Regions from separate parts of the Homo sapiens genome. Here regions 1 and 3 are each linked to region 2. A link is a loop called in an ENCODE intact Hi-C map of the cell type or tissue named here. Cell type or tissue: endothelial cell of umbilical vein. All regions are shown on one strand. Region 1 overlaps LINC02487 (long intergenic non-protein coding RNA 2487). Region 2 has its middle 140 kb from the start of LINC02538. Region 3 has its middle 2.9 kb from the start of LINC02487.

The links. A loop is a pair of places that touch in the nucleus more often than their neighbours do. Peaks named below come from ENCODE experiments on the same cell type or tissue, not always from the same donor. Only the 100,000 strongest peaks of a DNase experiment are listed, where the experiment ranks them.
Region 1: a loop joins it to region 2, with 5 times the contacts of the local background. A loop is called at or near these places in 3 of 110 quality-filtered maps.
Region 3: a loop joins it to region 2, with 2.3 times the contacts of the local background. A loop is called at or near these places in 2 of 110 quality-filtered maps.

What each region holds. Positions count from the first base shown.
Region 1 is chr6:167,681,399-167,685,398 of GRCh38, reverse strand. LINC02487 (long intergenic non-protein coding RNA 2487) reads left to right here. Exons shown (of 7, transcript NR_117092.2): 4 at 1,154-1,679; 5 at 2,230-2,291; 6 at 2,952-3,066; 7 at 3,462-4,000. The region is part of intron 1 of LOC124901465 (a long non-coding RNA gene); the gene reads right to left. Among named protein-coding and RNA genes, the nearest start is that of LINC02538, 4.2 kb to the right of the region's middle. RefSeq lists an enhancer at 1-144. In endothelial cell of umbilical vein, no CTCF peak of the experiment used is centred here; a DNase peak (open chromatin) is centred at 2,188; H3K27ac peaks cover 1,720 bases.
Region 2 is chr6:167,541,820-167,545,819 of GRCh38, reverse strand. No RefSeq gene overlaps it. Among named protein-coding and RNA genes, the nearest start is that of LINC02538, 140 kb to the left of the region's middle. In endothelial cell of umbilical vein, no CTCF peak of the experiment used is centred here; a DNase peak (open chromatin) is centred at 1,519; H3K27ac peaks cover 1,594 bases.
Region 3 is chr6:167,697,229-167,701,228 of GRCh38, reverse strand. No RefSeq gene overlaps it. Among named protein-coding and RNA genes, the nearest start is that of LINC02487, 2.9 kb to the right of the region's middle. RefSeq lists enhancers at 1,561-1,710, 1,851-1,930. In endothelial cell of umbilical vein, no CTCF peak of the experiment used is centred here; a DNase peak (open chromatin) is centred at 1,558; H3K27ac peaks cover 1,806 bases.

The DNA.
Region 1 (4,000 bases), 140 kb before region 2:
CAAAAGCGTGCCTGGAAAGTGTGCCCCTTGGGGAATATATTTCAGTGACAGAAAAAAAAAAAAACAGAAAAATGAAGCCTGTAGAATTCTTGAACTTCCCATATGTGCTAGGTGCACCCTAGGAAGTGGGGAAGACAGGAAGATTCGGGAAGCATGGGCTGTGTCCTCCAGAAGCTTAAAACACAAGATACCATTTTAGACACAAGATACAGAGCATTAAAGAAGTTAAATAGTGAAAAGAGACCATTTCTCAGGACCACAATGGAAGCACTGCTGCGTGCGGGCAGTCTATGGCTAACTGACAAGTCACCACAGAGAGGAGGAGGCCATGCGGGGCAGCTGGGAGCAGGTGTGCTCAGGCGATCCCTCCCCTGGCAGGTAAGTGTCCCTCCTCTGTCTTCCTGGGAAACTGCACCTGGACTGAGCTTCGGGGATAGGTTTCGACAGGGCCAAAAAACAGAAGAGCAGGAAAACATTCCAGGTGGGTAGAACCAGACGGTGGTGGTTTCTGTGGGGTTTATTTGAGGTGTGGCTGAGGGGAACTCCCCGGGGACCCTCCTCCAGGCTCCGTGCTCATTGCCTTTGCCTGTTATCTGGCAAGCACCCCAGGGTGGAGCAGGCAGAGGCAGTGGCAAGGCCTGAGGTTGAACAAACACCGCGGTGGGTCTGGACTCTGCTGCAATCTGGCTACGGTCGGGTAAACGGTGTTGATATGGTTTGACTCTGTGTCCCCACCCAAATCTCATGTTGAATTGTAATCCCCAATATTGGAGGAGAGACCTGCAGGGAGGTGATTGGATCATGGGGGCAGATTCCCCCCCTTGCTGTTCTCGTGATAGTGAGTCAGGAGATTTGGTTATTTGAAAGTGTGTAGCACCTCCCCCTTCACTCCCTCTCTTCTTCCTGCTCCACCATGCGAAGATGTGCCTGCTTCCCCTTTGCCTTCCACCATGATTATAAGTTTCCTGAGACCTCCCCAGTCATGCATCCTGTACAGCCTGCAGAACCATGAGCTAATCAAACCTTTTTTCTCTATAAATTACCCAGTCTCAGGTATTTCTTTATAGCAACACAAGAATGGATTAATACAGGTATGTCTTTTCTTTTTAAAATTTGCAAAGTACTATGTTTCAGGTGTTTCTACTTTTCCTAGATGGAGTTGACTCCCATCAGAGCCCTCCTGGACATGAACTCCTGAGTGCCAGAAACAAGATTCATTTAAAGATACAACTGTGAACGCTGCTGACCACATTCCAGCGCAGTGTGGATGTTCAACACCGAAGGGAGGGGACTCGGGCTTGGATCTGCAGCTAGCATTGGATGGACACAGAATCCTGAACTATGCATCGTGCTTTAGCTGCCATGAAAATTGATTTTTTTTTTTTTCAGAAAGGAATGTGCCAATGATGGGACTTAAGCTGGTGAAAACCACGTGGAACGGGATGCTCATGGGACCTGCCCCTTGGAGCTCCAGGCCTCCAGGCCTCAGTGCTGGTTTTCCTAAGTCCTTATTTTCTCCCGTGTTTGGCTGGGGGCTGGTCCGACTTCTCCCTTTGGTGGACTCTCAGTTGTCAAGTGTGAAGTCTTTGAACTGCACACAAGAGTGGGGACAACGTTTCTATCTGCAAATCAAGCAAGCGCTTGGGCGAACATCTTCCCAAGGCAGAGATGAAGAATGGGTACTCTAGGATGCTCCATTTTGGGACAAACGTCTAGTGGGGCCACATTTGCATGGCAACATGCCATTTCCACTTTTTCCGTATTTAGAAGCTTCCCATGGAGCTCCCGCTGACAGGAGCCACTCATGTGCACACTGAGTGGAGGCTCAGAAGGAGGATTTGTCGTAGAGTTGTTTTTCAGAGGCTGGGAGTCAGGGCTGAGGGCCAGCGGGTGGCTCTGCACCCCCATCCCTCCATCCCCTGTGGAATGCCAGGAGTTCTCTTCTCCGTCCCTCATGCGTGATGGGGGACAAATGTCTCCTCACCGGTGACAATAATGACAGGCTTCTGTCCAGAGGCAGGAGGGGGGCCAGTATCATGCACTGAAGAAACTTTCACAGCACAGTTGTCTGAGACAGGGAAACCCACACGCAGACGGCCAGGGGACCTTGACCTCCTTAGCAAACAGGAAACAAAGTGCTCTTGTTCTCAGGCCGGAATGAAGCGGCTGTGCGAACACATCCCAATTGTACATCTGATGCTGACTCACACAGAGCGTTTCCATTTTTAGATTTCAGCTACAGAAGGCAGGAATCCTTTGGACTTGGCCCTTTATCAGTGGAATGGACAGAGGTGAGCAGGCGTGGCCAGCATGGCATTCCCCTAAACTCATCCTGGCACTGTGGCAACTCTTTGAGCAAAATTCCCAGGGATGTTGAGTTTGTTGTCAGCCACAAGTACTTCCGTTAAGGGCCACTAAGGGTTGTGTTCATCAAAACTGTATTTTACAAATATCTAATATGACCAAGTTATGAAAGACTTTCTTTGTTCCAAACAAATTTGGAGGAAATGGACACACTTTGACTCAATTTGTTATCACATTAGAATGCAACATTATGGGCTGGGTGCAGTGGCTCATGCCTGTAATTCCAGCACTTTGGGAGGCCAAGGTGGATGGATTGCTTAGTTCTAGCTACTTTGGAGGCCAAGGTGGGAGAACTGCTTGAGCCCAGGAGGTCAAGGTGACAGCGAACTGAGATTGTGCCACTGCATTCCAGCCTGGGCAAGAGAGTGAGACCGTGTCCCCCCCGACTCAAAAAAAAAAAAAAAAAGAATGTGACATTACACCTCATAATTGGATTGTGGATAATTTCCTTATCTCAAAACAAAATGATGGCAGGAAAATTGCCGAGCTTATTTCTCTTTGATCTGTGGCACTGGCTGGATGGTAGAAGCAGAATGCCACCCTCCATTTAGCTGATGACGATGACCCACATCTCCTTGCCTTCCCAGCAGCTCTCGGTGGGGTCTCTGTTGGGAATGCCTGCTGAGACGGGACCAAGGACGGCTGCAGGATGTGGTGTCTGTGCTCAGCGTCACCTCCTCCCAGGCTCCTGGGAAGCACCTGGTAAGAAAGCCCTTCTGGCCATCGGCCCCAGGGATCAGGAAGACGGCGGCCAGGCTCCCAGCCACAGTGTGGCTCTGTGTATCTCGCGCTGTCCGTTGTTGAGTTAGTTCACAAAACACAGGCACCCTGAGCACAGCTGTGCCTTCTGGACCTGATCCCCTATCTTTGCATGTGGGAAATCCAGGATCCTCCCAGATATTTCTGAGGATATCCATGTTTTGGGGGTGATGGTGAGGGCGGGGAAAGAGGAGACTCATGTTTTTCCAGATGCTTCCTGCCCCAAACTCCAGCTTCCATGAACTTCTGCATCCCTGGTTCTCTGGGCATGACTGTCTTCACCTTTATGGTTCACTCTGTGTCACTGGTGGGCTTTGCTCTGCTTCCTCCTCCCCCAGAGCATCTCCTGACAAAGCCACCATGAGCAAGACCCTCAGAGAAGGTATGAAGATGAGAGGCTGGTGTGAAGAGGCTGCTGTGAAGCAACTATATAGCATCGGGCAGGACATAAGGGGAAATTGTTGCTTTCATGTTCCTTTACCCCCACAGTTTGGATTTCTGCCACAAGGATCACTGTGGTCTTCCTCCCTGGGGCTCACTCCACCTACCCCACACCTCCCACCTCCCCCGTCCTCTCTTGGGGGACTTCCTGAGTTCTCGACAGAGCAGTTTCACTGTCTTCTCTCCACGCTTCCTGGACTGGCCCGCCCATTTTTTTCTATGACCCAGAATTCCTTCCCAAATAAGAGCGTCATATTCCTTGAGCCCCTTCACTAGAAGCAAGGAGATGGGCAGGCGTTGAACTGCGGCTTTTCTCTAGACTCTTCCCTAATCCCTAGGTTCCCCCAACTATTTAGTCTAGAGCAAGCCCAGGAACAGTGATTTTTTTTTTTTAACCTGCCATTTCTGTTATTCAAGCTGTTTTAGTCAGTTCAGG
Region 2 (4,000 bases):
GCTGGGGCATACCAGCCATCTAGCTGCGTGACAGGTGGAAGCAGGAAGGTGGCTTGAGCCAGGAGTTCAGATCTGTAATAAGCGAGGATTGTGCCACTGCACTGCAGCCTGGGCAAACAAGACCTCTTCTCCAAAGACACGGTCCACTGACCAAAGACCCTCAGAGTGCCTGTGATGTCAGAATTAGTCAGGCACTAAAATTACCCGGCTTTTTTTCACTATTCTCAAGCAGGCGGTGGTGTTTCCACTGGTGCAAAATATGCACAAGGACATAGGAAGCTAAATGTCTTTATTTTATGTATTTATTTATTTTTGGGTTGGAGTCTCACTCAGTCGCCCAGGGTGGAGTGTAGTGGCCCGATCTCGGTTCACTGCAACCTCTGCCTCCCAGGTTCAAGCGATTCTCCTGCCTCAGGCTCCCAAGTAGCTGGGATTACAGGGGCCCACCACTGCACCCAGCTAATTTTTGTATTTTTAGTAGCGATGGGGTTGCACCATGTTGGCCAGGCTGGTCTTGAACTCCTGACCTCACGTGATCCACCCGCCTCGGCCTCCCAAAGTGCTGGGATTCCAGGCATGAGCCACCGCACCTGGCCTGCAGCTAAATGTCTTCAAAGAGTTCTATGTTTTGATTTCTAATGTATTTGTAATTCACCTAACCAATCATCTAGTCTAGTATATTAATGCATTTATGAATTGAAAGAAAGATGACAGTACAAAAAATTAAGCTTTTTGTCTTCTACAATCACCACTGCAGAAGAGAAGCAATGTAGTCAATGGTGTGCTAGATGTTAACGGTTTTCATCTTGAAGTGATACACACTTCTGCTCAAAGCACATCACACGGCCACATCAAACCTCATGAAGGGTGAAGTGCAGTCTCACGAGGGTGGAAGGAGAAGAAACGTTTGTTAACTGCCCTAATAACTTCCCACCAATTTTGTGAAGAAGAGAAACATGTTTGAAGCTGTCTTAACAAACATATGTAAGAAACATATCTATATCTTTACACTGCATGTCATTTTCATATTCTTTGTAATTATCTGTGTTTTACAGCTTTTTTGTTTTTTTTTTTTGAGACGGAGTCTCACTCTGTCACCCAGGCTGGTGTGCAGTGGCGTGATCTCAGCTCACTTCAAGCTCCGCCTCCCAGGTTCACGCCATTCTCCTGCCTCAGCCTCCCAACTAGCTGGGACTACAGGCCCCCGCCACCACGCCCGGCTAATTTAGATTTTCATAATAAATATTATTTTTATAATCTAAGCAATAGCAAATTAAACAATACATGTTTTTCTAAAGGAACTCACAGAGTGTCATAGACAGGAAGTCGGAGTAGCCAGAAGAAGTTTAGATGAAATCATCTCAAATATCTGTACAGCTGTTCCAACTTACAGCCTGCTGAGTCTTCCCTTAGGAAACCGTGTGCCTGTCAACGTTCCTGTGGGATTTGGCCAGATGTGGAGTGGGGTTCAGGCACGTGGTTCTGGCCTCATCGTGGGGTGTGTCTGGTGAGGCTCTGCCTGACGTCTCCAATCATACTGTTTATTTAAAAAACAGTAATGAGACAAGAAAAGAAACAACTTTGCAAGGTATTTATTTTCAGTTCTGGCGATAGGGAGGAAAGGCTGACGCAGTAGACAGGAATCTCACTCACTGAAATTAGGCCAATCTGAAATCTATGTTTTCTGCCAGGCAGAAAAAAGAAAAGGTGTGATTTTTGTTATTTTTAATTTTTATCTTATTGGGAACAGAGGAAATCATTTCGCCATCCTGTTTTTTTCTAGGAGGTTTATTTAAGTCCCTCTGTTTTCCCCTGTGGTAGAGGTAACGTTGATGAAGACAGCTGGTTGAGAGACTTATTAACGAAGTCATCTGCTTGTATTTGGATGCAGCTCGGCCATGAAGAGTGCTGAGAGAAAAAGAAAAGCAGTTTTCCATGAGATGAGAATGGTGCTAAGACACCGTTTGTTCTGCTGGAAGCCCCAGGGGGATTTTGCCTCTCCCCAGGCTGGCCCCCGTTCAAGCTCACTTTCTGACTAACGAGACTGTCCGACAGGCCTGCAGATGAGCTCCTGTGATTCCCACCTTGTCTCTGCAATAGAAACTCCAGAGTGTCAAACTCACTTTGTGGAGCTGTGCTGTTCTCCTCTTTCATTTTCCTGTGTAAGGTGTGACCTGGGAAAGCCTTGGAAAATCTAGCTCAGCCCAAGGGGGGATCCTTAAAGGCAAATGCCCATAAGGGAGCTGACCCAGGAGCCCCTGACAAGCAGTTCCATTGCTCCGCGCAACAGCATCCCCAGCTTGGGCCCGTGGTTCACGCCACCTAACAGGTGGGGTTGAAGCCACGGTGAAAATACTAGTTTCCTAGTTGTGCCATCGCCTCTTGGTGTGAGGACCACACTGCACTGTAAAGGCCAAACATCCCTCTATGTGGAATGCTTTCGCCAGTTTGCTTTTTCAAGCAATGATTATTTTATTATGAGATATTTTAAGCTTGTAGAAAACAATAAAAAGAAAAACTGTCTACATTTTCATTCAGTTCATAATGCTGTCTGTCATTGTTTTGTTTGGTTTTGTTTTTGAGACAGAATCTTGCTCTGTTGCCCAGGCTGGAGTGCAGCGATCTCAGCTCACTGCAACCTTCCCCTCCCAGGTTCAAGTAATTCTCCTGCCTCAGCCTCCCAAGTAGCTAGGATTACAGGCACCCACCACCATGCCCAGCTATTTTTTTTTTTTTTTGTATTTTCAATAGAGACAAAGTTTCACCATGTTGGCTGGTCTCGAACTCCTAACCTCATGTGATCCACCAGCCTTGGCCTTCCAAAGTGCTGGGATTACAGGCATGAGTCACTGTGCCTGGCCCCATATTTGTCTTCTAATTGAGTGATTACCCTATTTACATGTAATGTAATTTTTTTTTTTAGATGGAGTCTCGTTCCCGTCGTGCAGGCTGGAGTACAGTAGCACAATCTCGGCTCACTGCAACTCCACCTCCCAGGTTCAAGAGATTCTCCTGCCTCAGCCACCTGAGTAGCTGATATTACAGGTGTGTGCCACCAAGCCCGGCTAATTTTTGTATTTTTAGTAGAGACAGGGTTTCGCCATGTTGGCCAGGCTGGTCTCAAACTCCTGACCTCAGGTGAACCACCCGCTTTGGCCTCCCAAAGTGCTGGGATGACAGGTGTGAGCCACTGCACCCAGCCTGATGTGATTATTAATATTGTTAGCTTTAGTTCTATCATTTTACTATTTGTTTCATGTTATCTCGTTTGTTTATTGTTGCCTTTTCCTATTTTTTGCCTTGTTTTAAATAAATTGTGTACTTTTCATTTTATTTAATTTTTTGTTGAATTATTAGCTATAACTATTTTTTTCCAATTCTAGTGATTGCTTTAGGGTTAATTGTACACATCATATCACAGCCTGCTTTCCTGTTATTCTACCACTTCCTGTATAATTTATAAACCTTACAATAGTATATTTCCATTTCTTCCCTCCCAGTTTTCATGCTGTTGCTGTCATATGTTTTACTGTTTTACATATAAATTATAAACCCTATTATACTGTGCTGTATTTCTCATTAAACACTCATTTATGTTTTAAAGATATTTTAAAATAAGGAAATTATTTTATATATTTATATATAAAATATATATTTGTATTATATTACATAAATATATATATTTATATATAAAATATATATTTGTATTATATTACATAAATATATATATTTATATATATTTACAAAATGTATATTAAAAATGTAGTTACAAATTCCAGTATTCTTCATTCTTTATTGATACCATCTGGTGTCAATTTCAATCTACCTAAAGGACTTCCTTTTAGCATTTTTTATAACACAGTTACGTTGATAATGAATTCTTTCAACTTTGGTATTTCTGAAGAAGTCTTCATGCTGCCTTTGGTTTTGAAAGCTCTTTTCCCTGGGTATAGAACTCTAGGATGGCAGGGTCGTTTTTCTTTTCCGTTTCGTACCTTCA
Region 3 (4,000 bases), 160 kb before region 2:
TGTGTGTGTGTTTTGGGAGAAAGGCCGCGGAAGGACATTTACTCTCCTCACGCTCCCGTGCTCCCCGTCTGGCCTTGCACTCATTTAATCCGGGGTTCCTGTTCCTGATCGTTTCTTTAGCCAAATTTTTATTTTGTAGATTTTATAGGAACTGAGTATCATAAATAGATTTTGAAGTTTCCTTCCTCCCTTCCTCCCTTCTTCCTTTTCTCTCTCTCTGTCTCTCTCTCCCTCCCTCCCTGCCTCTCTCTCTCTCTCTCTCTCTCTCTCTCTCAGATGGATTCTCGCTCTGTCACCCAGGCTGGAGTGCAATGATGTGATCTCAGCTCACTGCAACCTCCGCCTCCCAGGTTCAAGCTATTCTCCTGCCTCAGCCTCCCGAGTAGCTGGGACTACAGGCGCCCGCCACCACGCCCGGCTAATTTTTATGTGTAGAAATTTCTTATGCCACTTATTTTAACCAGTCTCTGGGGACTTGGCCAACATTTCTATAGCGGGACTTTTACATTTTTGAGCTAATCTTTGCTTCTTATCTCAGTTGACTGAATGTATTTTGCAGTTCATTTTCCCAGGAAGGTGTATACTTTGTATGCTCTTGCATATTTGACATAATTCCTACGCTTTTGATTAAGTTCTCTCTATTGACCAGCAGGCAAGAACGCGATGTCAAACATACAAGCCTGTCTACACAGGGAGGAAGATTTGCCTGTGCTGGGCCCTGAGGACCACATTTTCCCTCCTCCCTGGACTCTGCTGTTCATCGGGCTCTGGTGCCCAGCACTGCACAGTGGAAACCTGAGGCCATCTTCGCCTGCATGTTTTGTGTGTGACTCTTTTCTCCTGAGTGCTGAGAGTATTTTGCGAGTCACTTCCTCACACTGACTCTGGGATAGGTAAAGGCGAGGCGAGATGCATTCGCACTGCTCTCCACAGCTCCTTATTTGGGAGCCCCTAGTCTCATTTCCACAGGGGACACACAATCATCTATGATGTGATATTCATGCTCTACAATTCTCCAACTTTAGTCTTTTTTTCCATCACCATAATTTTAGCTGTATTTTCTTACCACATACAGCATTATTTACCTTATACTTTTTTAAGTTAATTCACTTTTCAACTTAAAAACTCAGTATAACATTTTTTCTTAAGTAAAAGTAACTACCAAATCACGGACCTGCAGTACTTTCTTTTAAAATACAGTACTTTTTTCCCCCTAATCTCCTAATAGGCCTAGAAGATAACATTTCCTTGTACTAATGGTTCTGAAGGACAACTTAAAACAAAAACATGAGGGTTTATGACCCTGACTGGCGCTCTGTTCCCGAAGACACAGGCTCCTGGAAGCTCCCTGGGGATGGCCCCTCATCCAGGGTCCCCTCCACCGCGAGGTGCGGAGGAAGGTCTGTGGCTGACTCCAGTTTCCTCCAGCGGTCGTGTGCTGGATTTTTTGGTTCTAGGACTGCGGGTAAATGGATTTTAGCCATGAAAGGAAATAGGTGGTGCTTTCAGCTACAAGAGACAGAAACTCTGACTCAAGCTGCTTTTAAAAGAAAAGAGGAAATGTCTTACTTCACACACCAGGAAGCAGGAAGCACAGGGCGGGTGTCACCGTGGGAGGGGGATGAGCCAGGGCTGAGCCGTGGCATCAGGCTGGGCTCCTCTCCCCACCCTTGCTGTCCCAGGGCCAGCTTTGTCCCCAGGCTGGCTCCTGCAGTCAGAGATGAGAAGAAGCTTTGGGTGGTGTCAGAGACAGGACTCAGCCCCAGCCACGGGGAACCTGAGTCCTTCTCTCTAGCCCGACTGGGCTGATGTGAGCCCCGTCCTCACCCAGGACCCAGCACTTTCCTCAGAGGAGGCACCGTCAGGCGCTGAGCTGCATGGCTGTGGCTCTGCCAGAGCACAGCGTGTTAGAACCGCAGCCCCCGCACCACAGAGCTCGGAGTGGGCCCTGCAGTCCACTTGAAGCCAGGTCCCCAGATGTTTCTGATGTGTGCCAGGCTGGGGACCAGCCAGTCAGGCTAATCCAGCTGGCCTCCCTGCAGCTGGGGGAGGAAACCCCACAAGATGAGAGGGTGCGAGGATGGGTAGGAATTTGAACACAATCTTGGTTTTGTCAGCAGGAAGAAGTGGTCCCTGTGGCTGCAGCTGGGGGGAGACTTCTCACATCCCCTCCGTCTGTGTTCTAGTTGGGGAAGAAGCGGACAGTGGAGGCTGGGGACCCAGCTCTACTCACAGGGCAAGTGTGGCAGAGGCCCCAGCGTGGAGCCTTTCCGTCTGGGGCCATAGAGCCCCCAGCGTGGGGCCTTTCCGTCTGGGGCCATAGAGCCCCCAGCGTGGGGCCTTTCCGTCTGGGGCCATAGAGCCCCCAGCGTGGGGCCTTGCTTTCATGCTGGATCTGGGAATCTAGACAGCAGCCAGGGAGGGGGCCGTCTACAGTCTCCTAGCTCCAGGCTTTGGGCTGCTTGCAGGAAGAGTTGGTTCTGCAGAGCAGGCTCCACGTCGTATTGCCCTGCAGGCCGTCCAGTGCTTGGGGGATGGACTGTGTCCTAGACCCTAGACCTGGTTGCTGCAGAGGGAGGGGCTGGAGGCACGGCATCCGGGCTGGTGGGGACAGGTTCTGGACACTGCCCCATGGTACTCAGCTGCGGGCACACACAGCCTGTTCCTGCCTGGTGGGGAATATTGCTGCCTGGCAGGGGACGTGTGGCCCTGTTGATGTCAGACCCTCTACCAGCAGAGGGTTCTCCTCTCCCCGCCTGCTCTTGCCTGACACGCAGGCCATCATGGTGGTTGAGTGACATAGATGGAGGTGCGATGGGGGCCACTGCAGCCCCCACATGCTGGGCTCCCCACACTGCCCTCGCAGTGCTGTGATGGTCTCCATGACACCGCCCAGCTCTTCCCACGGGTGCCATGACATCTCCTGGGACTCGCGTGTTTCTCCTAAAGGTGCCTCTTGCTTCTGCCTTGGGTCGCTTAGTGGCTGATCCAGGCTGGAGCATCCCCGTCTGAGAGCAAGTGGTTTTTTACTAGTCCTCTTCCAGGCTACCCACCAACCCATCCCCAGGGCCTGGTGGTTAAGCATCTGGTACCCAAAAACAGACAGCCTGGGTTCAAACCTCAGCTGCGGTGTAGACTGACCATGTGACCTCTGCAAGCCTTCTAATTGCCCTAATTCGCAACTCCCTCATCTGGAAAGGAGGGGAAATTGTAATTCTCTTATGGTGTAGGTGTTACATTAAATAGTGACCACAAAGTGCCTAGGAGGTGAAAAGAGCTCCAAATGGGTAACAATTTCTACCCTCCTGCAGTTCCCTGGGTAGGGATGGGCACAGGCCGGGGAACTCCTTACGAGGGTCTGTGAGCTCTGAGGCACCTGAGACCTCATTGCCCTGACCCGTAGGATGGACTCCGGTGGCAGAGGAACTGGAGGCTGGTAGTTTGGACACAGACCTGTTTACAGCCTTCGAACCTCACTTTAAAGAAATTTCTGCCCTTGCACCTAGCTTATTGCTCAGGAAAGTAGAAAAGCGAAAAGCCTTTTCCTGCTGAAAATCAATGGCTCTCTTTAAAATATTAAAAGAACAGACAGGAGGAGATGGCACGCCACGATGGCAGGGGCAAGGCCACCGCCCTGAGGCTGCAGCTCAGAACAGATGCTCCGAGTGCAGCCAGATGGTGTGATTGAAAGGAAGAGAGCGGCCAGCAGTTCCAGAGTGGCCGCCTGGAGACAGCCCTCAGAGGTGCAGCTCTGCCAACACTCACGGACCCACGGCACTGACTTGCCATCACCAAGAGAATATTCTGTGATTCATTCATGAAACAAAGGTTTTCGTGGTATGTGAATGTTGTGTAAGGATTGTGAAGGATATAAAGAAGTTATTTCGATTATCTCAGTGTTTCCTGTCAGTATAGATCATGTGTGCACAAATCTTATAATAAATGAAATTAGTTTTGCATTTCTGAGTGCTTTGTTTGAAAAAGATACCCTGTAGTATAT